2 separate regions of the Homo sapiens genome follow, and region 1 is linked to region 2. A link is a contact called in ENCODE Hi-C or POLR2A ChIA-PET data. All regions are on one chromosome and are shown on one strand. Each heading gives the region's core, a stretch centred on a gene start or an enhancer-like site at or near the end of the contact. The rest is flanking DNA. Distances are from core to core; before and after follow the strand shown. Region 1 overlaps SWAP70 (switching B cell complex subunit SWAP70). Region 2 has its middle 22 kb from the start of IPO7.

What was found. Hi-C counts contacts between places; a loop is a spot of excess contacts on that map. ChIA-PET counts read pairs that join two places held with the same protein, here RNA polymerase II (POLR2A). Pooled maps may share reads with other maps.
Region 1: a pooled map shows a loop between it and region 2 (3-fold over the local background). The contact joins two enhancer-like sites. A Hi-C loop is called at or near these places in 2 of 50 pooled maps. POLR2A ChIA-PET finds 5 or more read pairs at or near these places in 3 of 52 experiments (H1, WTC11 and activated naive CD8-positive, alpha-beta T cell).

Annotation. Positions count from the first base shown.
Region 1 is chr11:9,712,358-9,718,982 of GRCh38, reverse strand. SWAP70 (switching B cell complex subunit SWAP70) reads right to left here. Exons shown (of 12, transcript NM_015055.4): 3 at 5,344-5,517. Among named protein-coding and RNA genes, the nearest start is that of SBF2-AS1, 43 kb to the left of the region's middle. Within about 2 kb of position 2,107, at least 12 of the 41 ENCODE cell types and tissues checked have a DNase peak (open chromatin) inside an H3K27ac peak, as active enhancers do.
Region 2 is chr11:9,359,710-9,366,517 of GRCh38, reverse strand. No RefSeq gene overlaps it. Among named protein-coding and RNA genes, the nearest start is that of IPO7, 22 kb to the left of the region's middle. RefSeq lists enhancers at 1,271-1,972, 1,608-2,807 and a silencer at 1,798-1,977. Within about 2 kb of position 2,042, at least 41 of the 41 ENCODE cell types and tissues checked have a DNase peak (open chromatin) inside an H3K27ac peak, as active enhancers do.

The DNA of each region.
Region 1 (6,625 bases), core at 858-3,357, 350 kb before region 2:
GACTTCAGGCATGTGCCACTGTGCCCAGCTAATTTTTGTATTTTTTGTAGAGACGAGGTTTCACCATGTTGCCCAGGCTGGTCTCAAACTCCCCAGCTCAAGCAATCCTCCCACCTCAGCCTCCCAAAGATTGCAGGCATGAACCACCAAGCCAGGCTGGTTATATTTTACATTGTATTAATTAAGGCTTAAAAAAAAATCTTTCTTAAAAAACACTCTAAACAAAATGCAAATGATCATTACGGTAAGTGGATTATTGGAAAGAAGTATTACTTCAAATTTATAAATCCTAAAAACTACTGATAACAAGTTAAACCCACCTATATGTTCATGAAAAATTATGACATTATACTTCAAAATTTATTTTTTAAATATATCTGTTTTCACATTAAATTTTATTAAAATCTGTAAGTCTACAATCAGTCCAAATATAGTTTTTGAAGTGTTATTATTCAGAAAGGAAGCAAAAGCTAACAGAGAATGTATTTTTCATAATATAGCATAACCTTGAGTTTGCAGTGCTTGGTCAAAGGCCAGGTGATAGGCTAAGAGCTTCATAAATACAAATCCATGTGATTAACCTCAGGAGGGTAATTCAGCAGCTAGACAAAGCAATCTCACATAAATCTACTCCAATGATCCCTTCTTTCCCCACACAAGCACTCCTGGCCCCAGAGGAAAATCTATAAAACTAACTCAAATTCTACTTCTAACCAGAAGAAATGATGAGAGAGTAAAAGCTGTCAAAGCACAGAGTGAGTCCAAACAGTAACATGACAAGGTATGCTGCCTGGCTATTCTAACAAATCAAAGAAAGGCTGTTCACTTCTCAAATGAGATTAACTTGATTTGAAAGAGAATCAAGACATTTCTGTTAGCCTGCAAAGGTGAAGAAAAACATGCCAGGAGCCTTGGCTGGGCTCTGGCCTACAGAAACGCACATCAAGGCCCATGTGGGTCCCAATCCTTCGGGATGCCTGCAGCACAAATCTTTTGAGTTTCTTAGGCACAATAGTCAGAAAACTGATGCTGACTGGCTCCCTTCACAGCCTGTGGCTCAATGGTGATTTAATGCCATTGACATGTCATCCACATTAAGCAAGTGCTGCCTAAGGCAATAAAAACACTCACTAATTTCTAATTCTGAAATCAGGACAAGGTCACTTTCAAGTCCACCAAATATTTTAGTGATGGAAAAAAACAAAACATCAAGGGTAAGAGACCCACCCCACATCCAGTTTTTCAAAGAAAACACAATTAATTGTGGAACACAGTATAACTACAAAATGTTTTAAAATACTGTAATTTTTTTTTTTTTTTTTTGAGACAAGGTCTGGCTCTATCTCCCAGGCTACAATGCAGTGGCATGATGCCACTCTCTGCTCACTGCAAGCTCCACCTCCCAGGCTCAAACCACCCTTTCAGACTCAAGCCATCCTCCCACCTAAGCCTCCCAAGTGGCTGGGACAACAGGTGCACACCACCATGCCCAGCTAATTTTTGTATTTTTTTGTAGACACAGGGTTTCACCATGTTGCCCAGGCTAGTCTTGAACTCATGAGCTCAAGCGATCTGCCCGCCTCAGCCTCCCAAAGTGCTGGGATTATAGGCTTGAGCCAGCACACTTAGCCTAAAATACTGTAAATTTTATTTGCACAATTCTTTCAAGCAGCAGCTAGGTTTTAAAACCACCACTGGGATATTCTTTTCTACAGACATTCCCTTCTATACACCTCTGTATTAAGCTAGACAATTTCCTTGGACAAAAATTTCATAGCATGTTTTATTTTTCATTTCCTTTTTAACATACATACACGATTACATCATTGTTATTAAGCACTAAGAAACTGTTCCCACCACTACAGCGAAACTGCCTTCTCCTTGATCACCAGCGAGCACCTAATTGTTAAATCCAAGGGCAACTTCTCACTTACCATTGTCTAATTTTTCCATAGCATCTAATGCCAGTAACTACTTCTGTGCTTCTTAAAACTTTGTGTTTCTTAGACATCTATGACTCAGCACTCTCTCAGTTCTCCTACCTCATAGCGTGTTCAATTCAGCTTCCTTTGCCAAATCGACTTCCTCTTTCTGCTACAGAAATGGTCCCAAGGTTCCGTCCTTGGCACTCATGTCTCCAACTACAGTCTTCCTCCCTGATCTAACCTACTCTTGTGGTTTCCCCACCTCTGTCTCCAGCCCTGGCCTCTCACAAGCTGTAGATAAACACTTCTAGTGCACAGCTCCACAAGGATGTTCCACCTAAAATCCCAAATGTACCAAACCCACCACCATGCAATATGTCCCAGATTTGTTCATCATCCTACCATTCATTCACACACACCCCTTTTAGTGAGCAGCTACCATGGGTCCAGGCACTTTAATAAATGTTTCACATACATCAACTTTTTCAATCCTCACAGAGTCCAATGAAGAAAGTAGTTATCCCCATTTTACAGATGGGGAACCCCAAACAGAGAGAGTGAGTAATTTGTCACAAAGCTAATAAGTGGTAGAGGTGGGTTTCAAACCAGTCAGTCTGATTTCAGAGACTATGCTTTAAACAAATATACTATATTATTCCCCAGTTGCCCAGGCCTGAAACTTGTCTCTGCTTCCCCACAGCCAGGCACTATATGCTTGGTCCTGTGACCTCTAGGTTCTTCCCATCTGGCCTTCTTTTCCATTCTCGCTGTATTTTAGTCCTCAATGCCACTTAGCTTCTCTCAACTTCTCACCTCCCATGTCTCCATATTTCATCTATTCACCTATCACTCTCTTCCTCAAAAATCATCAGTGGCTCATCTTTCCACACTGCCTACAGGATAAAGTCAAAACTCTCCAGCTTCATCTACCGCCTATCTTCTTCACAGCCATCATGTTCCAGTAAGAAAGGACATGTATCATTCTTTTTTGACTGCCCAGCATTTAACCCTTTTCTTATGTCTGGGGAAATCCCTACCTGCCAATGTAGAAGCTGAAAATGCAAATGTATCCTTTCCAAGACTCCGTTGCAGCTAGTGCACAGTGCCTGACCTAGGCCATGCCAATTAGATACATCATGCCCTGATGATAATTGGGAAGTGGGCACTATGGAGAACTCTCCCTCATAGGAAGAACAGTTCCAGGAAAAGTTGAGTTCTGGGGCAGTGATATGGTTTGGCTGTGTCCCTACCCAAATCTCACCTTGAATTCCCAGGTGTTGTGAGAGGGACCTGGTGGGAGGTAACTGAATCATGGGGGCAGGTCTTTCCCGTGCTGTTCTCGTAATAGCGAATAAGTCTCATGAGATCTGATGGCTTTATAAAGGAGAGTTTCCCTGCACAAGCTCTCTTCTCTTGTCTGCCACCATGTGAGACATGCTTTCACCTTCTGCCATGATTGTAAGCCCTCCCCAGCCATGTGGAACTGTAAGTTCATTAAACCTCTTTCTTATATAAATTGCCCAGTCTTGGGTATGTCTTTATCAGCAGCATGAAAATGGACTAATACAGGCAGCAATCAGTGTCCAGGACCAGATGTGTTCCATGGTATAAGTGCAACACCCATCCTCTGGTGGGAGCAGCATTTTCCTTGTTGTTCCTCATGGAGTGGCCAGTACAGTAAATAGGACAGACCAAATTGCATAGCCTCCACACCTGTTTTTTAAGCCATCATGATGATTCTGTAAGCTATCCAGCATACTTTTAAAAAATTCCCTTTTAGGCCCTGCACAGTAGCTCATGCCTGTAATCCCAGCACTGTGGGAGGCTGAGGTAAAGGGATCACTTGAGGCCAGGAGTTTGATACCAGGCTGGGCAACATGGCAAGACCCCATCACTGCAAAAAAAATTTTTTTTAATTAGCTGAGTGTGGTGATGTACACCTGTAGTCCCAGCTACTCAGTAGGCTGAGACAGGAGGATCCCCTGAGCCCAGGAGGTTGAGGCTGCAGTGAGCCATGATTGCACCACTGCACTCCAGCCAGGGCAACAGAGTAAGACCCCGTTTCTTAAAAAAAAAAAAAAAAAAAAGGCAGGTGTGGTGGCAGGCACCTGTAATCACAGCTACTCCGCGGGGTGCAGAATCATTTGAACCTGGGAGGTGGAGGCTGCAATAAGCCGAGATTGCGCCATTGCACTACAGCCTGGGCAATAAGAGCGAAACTCTGTCTCAAAAAAAAAAAAAAAAAAAAAATCCCCTTTTGGCTTGAATCAGCCAGTGTGGCTGTTTCTAAGTAAGCATCCTGACTGGCAACTCAGTCAAGCTGGATACCTCCCTCACTCCTTTTAGAACATGCCCTTTGCTTTCCTGACTCATAAAACACTGCCTACTGTTGCTTCCATCCAGAATTCTCCTCTGCCTTCACTATTGGCCAAAATCCTTCCCACCCTTTAATGCCTTGGTACAGCCTTTCTGAAGGGCAACTTTGCCTTGTTCATCTAATACCCTGAAAGTGTGCATTTCTTAAGACTCAGAATTCCACTGCTGGAAGTTTATTCAAAGAAAATAATCAGACTAGTATGCAAAAATGCATGTAATAAGAGTAGTCTTAAGAGTTACTGAGTACATACTATGTGCCAGGCATTAAACTAAACCCTTTAAATGCAGAATTTCACAACCCTTAGACTAAACATTGTAATTGGCTTTATTTCACAGATGAGAAAATGAAGACTTGCAGGTTAAATAATTTGTCCAAGGTTAAGGGATTATAGATGACTTTTTTTTAAAGTGTGGGGACTACAGCTGATTTTAATTGTGTATATTAATCTTTTCTGAATTTTCTACTGTAATAACCATGTATTAACATGTGTCACTTTTTAGGACAGTTAGATAGCACAGAAGCCTTACTCCTATTATTTTTTTCCTTTGGAAGTTTAGGGAAAATAACAAAGCAAGCATTCTCTTTCTTTTACTTTGAAAGGTATGGAAAGTCATCACCCTGGACTTTGAAACAAGAATAGTATTTACTCACACAAAACAGCCCTGAAAACAACATTCTGGATCTCATGTGTTTCCCATGTATACCAGCACTCAGCCAGTTACGTTTTGTCAATATGCAAGTAGTATGAAAATTATGTTGTGACTTGTACAGAATACTCTTTGGACGTGAGGATAGATTCACTTATCATCATAGCCATTTAGAGAAGAAGAAACCCACTTTCCCTGTAAATCTCCAGGGGTATTACATGCCCCAAATTACTATATTTGGAGCTTTTCTATACTCAGGCTGCTTTGCCTCTGATCCAAAAACACTAGCCAAGGATCTCCTTCCATATCTATGCTGAATTAACAGAAAAAATACCAAGCCAGGTCTATTAAATGCTAAAATGACCAAGTAAAAACTCCCCAAGCCACACCTTACCTCTTCTGACACAATAATTAATGGATACTTGTCCTCAGATAAAAAGTTGAAAATAACCCATATTTTAAATGCATCTTCTTCTGTAATGAGCAGGGGATTCTTTGTGAGGTTTTTTTTGACACAGAGGGTCCAACACATCCTATTGAATTCAATCTTGTCAAAGTTGTCTTGGACCTAAAAAGGAATAAGGAAAAACTCCAACAAATCAGTCCGATATAAGCAGTATCTAAGGCAAGTAAAATAGAAAGACAAAGCCTCCTTTGGCTCCCATTTTAATCAATCCAATTAACCAACAGCCATATCCTACATATTTGCTTTAGGTATTACACTTTCAGTGGCTCAATTAAGATGTTACATTTAGCATGACACTGAACCAACATCTGTCCATATCACTCCCTTGGCACATAAAATACTGACCTCTCAAATAGTTACCGTTTCATGTGTACACACTATCTTCCTATTAATAAACAGACTACCAATCCTAGCACTGACCTCTCAAATAGTTACAGTTTCATGTGCATACACTATCTTCCTATTAATAAACAGGCTACCAATCCTAGCACATGGAAGAAACTGAGAATGTCAATTACTCAGTATGAGCCAAGTACAGGTACATTATCTTTACATACACGGTCAAAGAAGAGGCTGGGCATGGTGGCCCATGCCTGTAATCCCAGCACTCTGGGAGGCCGAGGCAGGCGGATCACCTGAGGTCAGGAGTTTGAGACCAACCTGACAAACATGGAGAAACCCCATCTCTAGTAAAAATACAAAAATTAGCCGGGCGTGGTGGCGCATGCCTGAACCCGGGAGGCGGAGGTTGCAGTGAGCTGAGATCACGCCATTGCACTCCAGCCTGGGCAACAAGAGCGAAACTCTATCTCAAAAAAAAAAAAAAAAAAAAGGAAGAAGATACCTTCTTTTGGGGAAAACTATTTAACTGAAATTCTAAAACAACAATCCTGCCATTCATTCATTTGTTCACGTATCCAGTGTTTCCTCAGCATCTACTACGAGCCAAGTACTGAGATTAGATAGGCATGAGCCACTGTGCCTGGCCTATTTTTTGTTTTTATTTTTTAACATTGTTTAATTAATTTAAAAAATAAATAGAGATGAGGTCTTGCTATATTGCCCAGGCTGGTCTCAAACTCCTAGCCTTAAGCAGTTCTCTTGCATCAGCCTCCCACAGTGCTGGGAGGCACTTTTATATCCTATAAACTAAGGATATAAAGATGAAGAACTAGGTCTGTGCTCTTAAAATGTTCACAGTTTATTAGGG
Region 2 (6,808 bases), core at 793-3,292:
AACAAAAACTTCTTCTTGTGAACAAAATGTAGGAAAAGAAGCAAAAGTAATTGTGGTTTCTGGTTTAGCGACTGTAATTGAGTGTGTTCCCCCCACCATCCCGAGAAAATTCTATAATATACTTGTTTTTTGTCTAAAAAAGAAACCTGAACAAAATTGATTAAGCATTATTATTATTATTATTTTTGAGATGAAGTTTCGCTCTTGTTGCCCAGGCTGGAGTGTAATGGCGCGATCTCGGCTCACTGCAACCTCTGCCTCCCGAGTTCAAGCGATTCTCCTGCCTCAGCCTCCCAAGTAGCTGGGATTACAGGCGTGAGCCACTGTGTCCAGCCTAATTAAGCACTATTATACAAAAATGAGTTCTGGCTTCAGTAGTGTGGAAGTGGGAAGAAACTAGAGAAAGAGATAAACTACTGAGTCCTGGTACCACCAAGCAAGTTTCAGGGACCTTTGGAAAGTTCCCTCTGCAAAACTCCCATCCTGTTAGAACTTGTGAACCCCGAAAATCTGAGATAGGTCTCAGTTAATTTAAAAAGTTTATTTTGCCAAGGTTGAGGATACGTGCCCTGAGGACCTCCTTGAGGACATGTGCCCAAGGTGGTCAGAGCACAGTTTGGTTTTCTACATTTTAGGGAGACATGAGACATCAATCGACATATATAAGATCAACACGGGTTTGGTCTGGAAATGGGGGCTTTCCAGGTCATAGGTAGATAGGAGACAAATGGTTGCATTCTTTTGAGCTTCCCTCCCTCTCTCTCTCTCTTTCTTTCTTCATATGGAGTTTCCCTCTTTCGCCCAGGCTGGGGAGAAGTGGCCCAATTTCGGCTCACTGCAACCTCTGCTCCCGGGTTCAAGCGATTCTCCTGCCTCAGCCTCCCAAGCAGCTGGGATTACAGGCGCCCGCCACCACGCCCAGCTAATTTATATATTTTTAGTAGAGATAGGGGTTTCTCCATGTTCACCAGGCTGATCTCGAACTCCTGACTTCAGGTGATCCACCCGCCTTGGCCTCCCAAAGTGTTAGGATTACAGGCGTGAGCCACCGTGCCCAGCCTGGATTCTTTTTTTTTTTTAATCTTATTTTTTGAGAGGGAGTCTGGCTCTGTTGCTCAGGCTGGAGCGTAGTGGCTGAGCTCGGCTCACTGCAACCTCCGCCTCCCGAGTTCAAGCGATTCTCCTGCCTCAGCCTCCCGAGTAGCTGGAATTACAGGCGCCCACCAGCATGCCCGGCTAATTTTTGTATTTTTAGTAGAGACGGGATTTCGTTATGTTGGCCAGGCTGGTCTGGAACTCCTAACCTCAAGTGATCCGCCCGCCTCTCCTTCCCAAAGTGCTGGGATTACAGGTGTGAGCCACCGCACCCAGCCTCCAAAAGAGGCAATCAGATAACGCATTTATGTTAGTGAGCAGAGGGGTAACTTTGAATAGAATGGGAGACAGGTTTTCCCTACGCAGTTCCCAGCTTGACTTTTCCCTTTAGCTTAGTGATATGGGGGCCCCAAGATATTTTCCTTTGACGAATTCATCTCGGAAACCAAGATTTATTTTCTTTTGGAATTTTAAAAGTTTTGCTCTTGCATTTAAAAAAAACAGTGCGTGTGTGTTTCGCTTTAATTATTATTTGCTGCATTTTGGAACTGAGTCAGGCAAATCATTTTTGTTCCTAGGCAAGTGCCTTTGATCTTCAAAATCTACCCAGTCTTTGGGGCACTGCTGTCTCCTTTCACAAGGTCCTAATTCCCACTGAAACCAGTCTGTAGTATTTGTGGCTTGGGGCCACTTCAAGATTTCAAATTTCAGCCTCAGACTCCAATCCCCGGGCGGGATCCGGGAGACCCAGCCCCGTGCGGCCCCCGCCGAGCTGGCGGGGATTGCAACGTCGGGATCGTGGCGACGCGCGGGGCCCTGGAGCCCAGGCGCGCGGCCCCAGGCGCGTCAGCCCCTCCCCGCCGGCGTCGCTCGCCGTCGCCTGCGGTGACTCAGCTCTTCCGGTCACCGCCGTCACTGGTGGTTCCCGACTGCAGTGAAGGTGCGGACGCCAAGTCACTGCTCAGTAATGCTGGAGCCGCCGGCGTCCCGGGCCTTCTCCAAATGCGCTGCATTCCTGCCCCCACCATGACTCAGCGGCTTCCGCTCCGGCGTCAGCGGCGCTCCGGCCTCCGCCCGCGAGGCCCTGCTGCCTTCCCACTGCCCCACGGGGGCCACAACGCGCCCGCTTCCGCCCTTAGGTGTCCTTCCAAGCCCCTGAAAAGGTTTGGCAGCTTGATAAAGGATCCCTGAACTCCAGTGTTTAGGCCCTGCAAGGCTCTTCTCTGTACATTGAGGAGCTGAGGCCTCCGCACGGGAAAGTATTCCCCACCCCCCAGCGCAAGGAGGAAGTTAGCCTAAGACTAATTGAGGCAACTGAGGCCTCGGACAGCCGCGGGTCCTGAGAGCCCGATGGACCTACTTTGGAAGTTCAACGTTACCGTTTGCAGATGTGTGACACTCCCCTACTCCTACCCCCACTCCTACCCCCACCCACTTAACAGACATGAGGATTATTCCATGCCACCTTGTTGTTGGCATTGCGTAGCACATGGTAGGAACTCAGCAAATCTCAGCTTTTGTTTGTATTTTCTCTTTCTTTCCTTTTTTTTTTTTTTTTTTTTTTTGAGACGGAGTCTCCCTCTGTCACGAGGCTGGCGCGATCTCGGCTCACCGCAACCTCCCCCTCCTGGGTTCCTCCTGGGTTCAAGCGATTCTCCTGCCTCAGCCTCCTGAGTAGCTGGGACTACAGACGCACGACACCACGCCCAGCTGATTTTTGTATTTTTAGTAGAGACAGGATTTCACAATATTGGCTAGGATGGTCTCGATCTCTTGACCTCGTGATCCGCCTGCCTTGGCCTCCCAAAGTGCTGGGATTACAGGCGACAGCCACCGTGCCTGGCCTGTATTTTCTTTGAAATGCCTTTTAGATGTAGTTCTTCCTCTCCATGGACAGAGTCACCTCAGCAACTTCCTAACTGGTTTTGCCACATTCCCATCCAACTTCACACAATGACCGGGTGCATTTTTATGGCACACTGTATTCTGCAAGTCATTCCTCTGTGCAAGAAAATTTAATACTCTGTTGAATTTTGGTTTGAGTGGAAAGTCCTTTCCCTGGTATTTAAAGCGATCCATCATAGTCCGGCTCCCATCCTTCCCATAAATATTTTAGGCCTGCTCTGCATCCTGTATTGTGGTACTCGGATTCCTGCCCTCCAGAGCTCTGGTGAGGGGAGATAAATACATAATCACGTCGTCATTATACTGTGTAATAAGTGCTCTGATCGAAGTGTGAACAGGACAGAGAGCAACTCAGTGTAATAGAGGGGGAAGAAGAAAGGCTTCACAGAGGAATAAATATATGGGGGAGGGAGATGGCTTGATGGTTGTGAGGCATTTACCAGCACTCTGATAGATATTGTATATAGCAGAGTGTCCTTGTTGCTGCAGGTTTTCGAAGGCATCATTGTGCTCTGCTCTGTTGCTGTTACAGAAGGCTTGAAACATCTAGCCCCATCCTTTAATCTTGGATCCAGAAGTATTGTGGGAAATAAAATTTGATTTAAAAATGATTATCACCTGATGAAATACAGCTTGCAGAAAGAAATAATGGATTCCTTACAGGAAAAATTCTGTACCAAGGATACCCTTATAAGGAGTAGAATTGGCCACAGGGCCTAAGTGCTAGAGAAGACAGTGTTTGTGAAGATTCTATAAGGCTGTACTTGAACCTGCCCCAGCTCAACCCTCTGGGGCATGCTTATCAGTCCTGGGAAGGAGAAGGCTGTGTACTAAAATGGAAACAACCGAATCACCAGGGGCCCAGGTCCTCTTCTGTGTGGCATGCTGAAAGAATTGAATTATTGAGAACCCAGCACACACTCTGTGGGATTCTCGGTTTTTAAAGAGCTGAATGTAAGAAAGGCATTTACCTACTGGCCAGAGAGAGATGGGCAGTGGAGCTCTGCAAGTTGTCAGTGACAGATTCTAGGTGGCAGTAGCAGGGAGAGCTGAGGCTCCAAGGGGGCCTCCAGGTCAAGGACAACTCAGGGACAGAGCAGATGGCCTAAGTAGCATTGATATGGGTACTTACAGGCAGAGAGGACAGGGATCACAGAGGTGGTGAGAGCTGCAGTTCAAATAGTGTCTGCGATTACAGTAGATTTTAATTTCTTTTTATTTTTCTGAATTAAATTTGTCCATGGTGAACATGGTTTTTTTTTCTGGTGGGCGGGGGGGAGGGATGGAGTTTCACTCTTATTGCCCAGGCTGGAGTACAATGGCCCGACGTTGGCTCACTGCAACCTCCGCCTCCCGGGTTCAAGCAATTCTCCTGCCTCAGCCTCCCGAGTAGTTGGGATTACAGGTGTGCGCTGCCACCATGCCTGGCTAATTTTTGTATTTTTAGTAGAGATGGGGTTTCACCATGTTAGTCAGGCTGGTCTCGAACTCCTGATCTCAGGTGATCCACCCACCTCGGCCTCCCAAAGTGCTGGGATTACAGGCGTGAGTGAGCCACCATGCCTGGCAACATGTTTTTAATGTCAGAAAAAAAATTTTTTATTACCCAGTGTTAGTGCAGATGAAGTAAAATTGGCCTTCCTATTCAATAGAGTTTTACAAGAAATGAATCACAGTACACTTCCTGACTCATCTGTGAAAATTACACATATTAATCATGATGTAAATGCTTATTATTGATGTGAACCAAAATTATGATTTAACTGCTTTGGGAGGCTGGGGAAGGAGAAATGGTGGTGGGTATGTGGTGTATTTGTAAGAGTGCTACAACCTCATCTACCACAACAGGAAAGCAATAGATTGTGTTTAAAACAGATACATCAAGAAATAGCATAAGCACATTATTTTGATATATGGAGGTAAATACCCAAAATAACAGTGAAAAAAGTGGAAATTGGTTGCCTTTGGGCTATGAAGAGGAATGAGGCGAAGGCTACTTTTTTTCACTACACATTTCTTGGTGCTATCAAAATATTTTTTAACTTCTTGCATTTTTAAAGACAGATAAAAGTAAAAGCGTACAAACCTGTTGTTCCAGTAATTTCATTTCTATATTGGTATCCTAAGGCAATAACAGCAGATGTGGGTAAAGATATATGTATGCTAGTCACTGCAGTATTTTTTTAATTCTAAATATCCCATTTTTATTTATTTTTAATTCATTTATTTTCAATTTATGTGGGTACATGGTGGGTTATATAATACTGTTTAATTAGGCCAGGCGCGGTGGCTCACAGCCGTAATCCCAGCGCTTTGGGAGGCCAAGGTGGGCGGATCACGAGGTCAGGAGTTCGAGACCAGCCTGACCAACATGGTGAAACCCTGTCTGTACTAAAAATACAAAAATTAGGTGGGCGTGGTGGCACGTGCCTGTACTCTGAGCTACTCAGGAGGCTGAGGGAGGAGAATTGCTTGAACCTGGGAGGCAGAGGTTGCAGTGAGCCGAGATTGCGCCATTGCCCTCCAGCCTGGGCAACAGAGCAAGACTCCCTCACAAAAAAAAAAAAAAAAAAAAAAGATTGTTTAGTTAGAAATTAAAAACTGGGAACAATGTAATAAATTTTTTAAATTATGGTACATTTATATAATGATTTTTAAAATCACGTTTTTGAGCATTATTTAATTTCCTTGTTGAAATGCTAATTTTAAAAGTAGTCAAAATACTTGAGGTCAGGAATTCGAGACCAGCCTGACCAATACGGAGAAACCCCGTCTCTACTAAAAATACAAAAATTAGCCAGGCGTGGTGGCGGGCAACTGTAATTCCAGCTACTCAGGAGGCTGAGGCAGGAGAATCGCTTGAACTCAGGAGGCGGAGGTTGCGGTGAGCCAAGATGGCATCATTGCACTCCAGCCTGGGCAACAAGAGCCAAACTCAGTCTCAAAAAAAATAAAAAATTAAAAAATTAAAAAATACTAATAATAAAATAAAATAAACCATGTTACCTTAAAGTTTCAGTTTTGCAAGATGGAAAGAGTTCTGGAGACTGGTTTTACAACATTGTCAATGCACATAACACTACTGAGCTGTATACTTTAAAATGGTCAACATGGCAAATTTTGTGTTATGTGTATTTAACCACAGTAAAAATGTTGTTGTTGTTGTTGTTGTTGTTGTTGTTTTGGGATGAAGTCTCTGTTGCCCAGGCTGGAGTGCAGTGGCACAATCTCAGATCACTGCAACCTCTGCGTCCCGGATTCAAGCAATTCTCCTGCCTCAGCCTCCCTAATAGATGGGATTACAGGTGCCCGCCACCAAGCCCGGCTAATTTTTGTATTTTTAGTAGAGATGGGGTTTCTCCATGTTGGCCAGTCTGGTCTCGAACTCCTAACTACAAGTGATCCACCTGCCTCGGCCTCTTAAAGTGCTTGGATTACCAGTGTGAGCCACCGTGGCTGGCCTAAAATTTTTGTTTAAATGTATGTGCCCTATGACCTAATGATTATACTTCTGGGTATGTACCCCAAATAAACTCTCACCCATGTGTACAAAGAAACAAGTGTGAGGATGTCCTCCGTAGCATTGTTTGTAATCACAAAAAGTAAAAGCAGCCTAAATTTTCATCAAAAGGAAATGGATAAAAGTGTAATATATTCATACATCAGCCTGAATTGGTCTCAAAAACAACTTTGGGTGATAAAAGCAAGATGCAAAATTATACGTACATGATGGTATCATTAATGTAAGTTTTAAAATACAGTGTCACAATCCATTGGTGATGAATACGTATATATGTACATATGTGTG